Linked DNA regions of Homo sapiens: region 1 is linked to region 2. A link is a loop called in an ENCODE intact Hi-C map of the cell type or tissue named here. Cell type or tissue: A673. All regions are shown on one strand.

Region 1 (2,500 bases), 94 kb after region 2:
GATTACTTCTCCATAAAATATTTGCACATTTAATTGTGTGAAAGAAAAGTGTTTAATCTGTTAGGTTGAACCATGTGGGACTCCTTTTTTGGAGATCAAAATGGTTGAAAGTAGGTAAATACAGGTTCATAAAACTCAATCCATGATAATAATAAATTTTAGGCATTTGACATGCTCTGTATGGAGCCTCTGACATTTAAGGTGCCCTCTTAGCATTTCATAAACAGTGTTCAATTGCCCAGTAAATAAACAAAGAGCAGCGTATGTGCTAATGGTTCTAGTGCTTTGATAAACTTACCCAAAATCTGCTACCAGAAAGCAAGGAATTTTTGTTAACTTTAGCATACATTTAGTTTTATTGCTTATTACTTGTAAAATATATGGCACATAGCATCAGTATTTTTTTAATGTTTTGGATGTCTAAATATTTTATCCAGCCAGGATTGTAAAACTGTAAAACTAGCTTTCTTCCAACCAAACAGAACATCTCCTTGTATGTAAATCTTACAAAATATCCTTACCTGCTTTGGACATCTTTTCATCTTTTTTAGTTTCAGGTTCTGGGGCAAAACGTACACATAAACACGTACAAACAAAAGGGAAAAAAATAACATTTGAAAAATAGTCAGTACAAAGTGGATTAATAGGTAGGCTTCACTGATTTTTCTTGTCTGTTTTCAATTTCAATTATAGTTATATACTGTTATCAAAATATTAATGGAATATGTATCTTTGGTAAATTATAAAGTAACTTAAGCAAAAATACTTTGATTTTAAAATCCAGTTTGCAAAAAAGTTTCATGCTAATCAAGTAATTTGGCTTCTTGTCTTTAATAAAAGCCAGGACTTATAATTTATGCATTCTGAAAATATTGCAAATTAAAAAATTAATAAAAATTGCTCAGAAGAAAAACGTCATAAATTTTCCTAATTTGACCAACTTAAGCAATTTTGTCTTTGACTACCATACATTTAATTCATGGGGCTCCACCTAGTGGTTAATATAATTATTGTTTTCCTAGTATTTCCGTTAGTATCAATTTTATAAAATAAATCAATTTTACCTAAATTTAATATAATAATATAGACAATTGTGACATAAAGTATCTTGTTCTCTTATTGTCCTAGGACAATGTCTTTTGTCCAGAAATTCTGCATTCTAAAAACACCAGTATAGAATAAATTCATACCTTTTTTAAACTATTCAAGTAATACTCATAGCACAACCCTAATCAATAAGATAGTTGACTATATTTTCATGTTTCCAGTCTATCCTTTTATCTAACCAACTTTCCTAGGCTTTATAATTATCTGTTCTTGGTATAGAGTCTTCTTTTGATTAATGGAAGAGTCCAGGTACATTACAGTTTTCCTCCCTCCAAACAGCAGAAAAAACTGACTTCATAGTTGGAATACCTACTGAGCATAAACTATGTATAAGGGATAATGCTACCAGCTTTATTTGGGTTTTAGTCTAGCAGTGTCTCATTTTCTGTAGTTATAATTTTAAAAACTAATTTGTTTAACTGCAGAATTTTATATAATAAAGAATGTCATAGACTTTTACACACTACTTCCGATAATACTTGAGTGCACCTTCTGTAAAAAGTAGTATCAGTGCTATTAATGCACTCTGACACTCTTTGGCACATATTTCTCCCCCTTTTTGACACATTCACTTAGCTTGGTAGATACACCCTATTTTAATGTTTTCTATGTGCCACAGTATTATAGAAAATTTTGTTATTGTCTGTAATCACTCTTTAGATTTTAAGCTCCATTAGTGCAAGAACTGTGTTTTGTTTATTACTCAAATATCAGCACTGGGTGAAATATCTGATATGTGGTATATGATCAACAAATATTGTTGAAGGAATGAATGAGTGAAATAAATGGAATATATAGAATGACTAAAGGCTCCCTGTTGGGTATCTGAAGTCCTAGAAGAAGTTGATTCATCTTATGACTCTGCAACTAGAGATAAAAATTCAATGTCACATAGCTGTTGCATTTATATTTTATTTTAGAAACTTAAAAAAATAAGTGATGTCTTTATGTGTCCAATGATAGCAAATATGGCCTGCAACAATTCAATGATACCTTCAATTATTGGGTTTCCTGGTGCTATGTTTTGTCTCAGTCAGTTTAGGCTAAAGTTAATTCCTATCTAATTACTTAGTCTACAATACACAATTCTCTCTTTTGATGGTGAGTTCTGATGAGATTTTGGCTTCACTGGAAAGGAAACAACTTTTTCTTTTCTCTAATAGTTCTTTCTTTATTGAATCTATGCTAGGTCAACAGTACAGTTTAAACTTTCAAGCAAATTAGCACAATTCTAGTGATGAGAATTATTTTTTCTGGAGTACTTATGGCTCAAGTGCTGGTCAATTATTGACTTGCATTATTCCATTATTTTATGAAGTACATGCTATTTTAATCCCCATTTGGTAGATGAAGTGACTGAAACTTACGGAAGTTAGTTTGCGGAACCTCATTC
Region 2 (2,500 bases):
GTTAGGTTTACAGATCTTATCAATTTTTCAATTGGTTCTAGAGCGGTTCCCCTCAGAGTGTAATCTATATACCACTAGTTTCAGCATCAATTGATTTATTTATATAAATGCAGATTTTTAGGTTCTAACTCAGATATTTAATTCTAGGGAGACCTACAGTTGATCTGTATAAACATTAAAGTTTTAGAAGCACTGGTCTATGAGTAAAAAACCTATTAGGGTGGCTAGTCTTAATTCAATTTAAAAAATATATATATAAAATATAGTATTCAGAAAGGTGTCTTAATACAAGTGTAAATCTCAACTTTTATTTGATAAGGTCCTGACCTGTGTGTGTTTTCTCAAAGCACTATTTTCCACATTGTTGGTTAATTTTGGGCACTGGCAAAGAATTTATACTTCGTTGGCTAGAACAATGCTTAGGCAAATACTTATTGCCTGCAGACAAATTTAGAAGTGGAAGAGAAAATACTTTTTTTTTATATGCAAACTGTGTACCTGGCAAAGGTCTAATATCCAGGATCTATAAAGCACTTAAACAAATTTACAAGAAAAAAGCAAACAACCTCATTACAAAGTGGTCAAAGGACATGAACAGGTACTTTTCAAATGAAGACATACATTCAATCAACAAGCGTATGAAAAAAAGCTCAACATCACTACTCATTAGAGAAATGCAAATCAAAACCACAATAAGATAACATCTCACACCAGTAAGCATGGCTATTATGAAAAAGTCAAAAAATAACATATGTTGAGGAGCTTGCAGAGAGAAGAGAACACTTGTAGACTGTTGGTGGGTGTGCAAATTAGTTCAACTATTGTGGAAAGCAGTGTGATGATTCCTCAAAGAGCTAAAAACAGAACTATCATTCAACCCAGCAATCCCATTGCTGGATATAGCTGGAGGTCATTATCCTTGGCAAACTAATGCAGGAACAGAAATCCATATACAGCATGTTCTCACTTAAAGTGGGAGCTAAATAATGAGAAAACATGAACACAAAGACGGGAGGAACAGACACTGAGGCCTACCCAACGGTTGAGAGTGGAAGGAGAAAGAGGATCAGAAAAAATAACTAATGGATGGCAGGATTAATACCTGGGTGATGAAATAATCTGTACAACAAACCCCCATGACATGAGTTTACCTATATAACAAACATACACATGTACCCCTAAACCTAAAGTAAAAGTTCATTTCTTTTTAACATAATGCCTATTTTATAGCAGCCCTAATGAAAAAGCCAGGAACCTTTCAGAAAAAAAATCAAGTTAGCTGAAGCCCTCATTCTACAGATGGAGAAATTTTGTCCTGGAAATACTTTATGAAGTTCGTACATCTGGAGATCGCAGGTTTTCCTGACTGTTTGTCCTCTGGCTTGGGCTGGAAGAGTGCAGGGGTTGAGTCCAGCCTTCCATTTCTTCCTTCCTTCCTTCCTTCCTTCCTTCCTTCCTTCCTTCCTTCCTTCCTTCCTTCCTTCCTGATGGTGCTGCTAATATAGGTGACTCATCTCAAGTCTTCTTAATAAAATCATGGCATTCTTGTAATTCTTAATGGAATAGTGATTTTGAAGTATTATTCCTGTAGATTGGCAAATAAATGCATCTGACAATTGTAAATAAATCAATACCCAACTAGTGTTTTTAATATGTGAAAAGATGTATATTTTCCAAATAATGTTAAAAAGCTGTTTGCTTTAAAAATAAGCCTACCATGTAAATGTTGCCTAGAAAAGCTTAAGACTAGATCAAGAATAGCTAGGAAAAAAAAAAAAAAGACAGACAAAAACCTTATAGCTTTGAGAGAAAACTTGTAAATGATCCAAAGACAGCAAACTCACCTTTAGCTTTCTTTGAAGCTGGTACATCTTCAACATCTTCTAGAGTACAGAAAAAAGGCACATAGAATCACAGTCAATTTTTCAGTTTTCCCAGAGGAAGTATTGTATTTAAAGGTTTTTAAGAGTCACAAGATCCCTGAATCTACAAACTCAGCATCTACAGTCTCCATAAATAAGAGCTGTCTGACCAAAACAGGCACTTCTCTGACTTGGAGAGAGGATGTGGAGAAAATGATGAGTGCTGCACTATGGTAATCAGGCTGGTAAAGGTTACTTAGGGAAAAGGCTTGTGGTGACCTCCAACACCCACCCCCAGGTTTCCCTCCTCCTCTGACTCCTAAAGCTCCTTTCAAAAATCATAATCATTTATAGAATTTAGGAAAGTTAAGGTAAATGGTTTCACGCATACAGCCTAGATAAAGAGATCAGTGTCTACCCACACAATTTATTAGCAGATTGATTAGATTTTAGCCTTTTTGACAATTCTAAAAAGCCCAGAAATAAACCCATGCACATACATGAGTCAACTAATCTTTGAAAAAGGTACCAAGAATAAACAATGGGGGAAAGATAGTCTCTTCAATATATACTGTTGGGAAAACTGGATATCTATATGCAAAAGGATGAAAGTGGACCTTTATCTTCCACCACCCCAA

Evidence for each region. Peaks named below come from ENCODE experiments on the same cell type or tissue, not always from the same donor. Only the 100,000 strongest peaks of a DNase experiment are listed, where the experiment ranks them.
Region 1: a loop joins it to region 2, with 7 times the contacts of the local background. A loop is called at or near these places in 1 of 110 quality-filtered maps.

Annotation. Positions count from the first base shown.
Region 1 is chr6:123,315,936-123,318,435 of GRCh38, forward strand. It overlaps TRDN (triadin), which reads right to left. Exons shown (of 41, transcript NM_006073.4): 24 at 522-560. All of the region lies in intron 1 of LOC124901393 (a long non-coding RNA gene), which reads left to right. Among named protein-coding and RNA genes, the nearest start is that of TRDN-AS1, 120 kb to the right of the region's middle. In A673, a CTCF peak has its summit at 998 (motif pointing left); a DNase peak (open chromatin) is centred at 986; H3K27ac peaks cover 669 bases.
Region 2 is chr6:123,222,249-123,224,748 of GRCh38, forward strand. TRDN (triadin) reads right to left here. Exons shown (of 41, transcript NM_006073.4): 39 at 1,845-1,883. Among named protein-coding and RNA genes, the nearest start is that of TRDN-AS1, 220 kb to the right of the region's middle. In A673, no CTCF peak of the experiment used is centred here; DNase peaks (open chromatin) are centred at 913, 1,393 and 2,063; H3K4me3 peaks cover 905 bases; H3K27ac peaks cover 2,500 bases.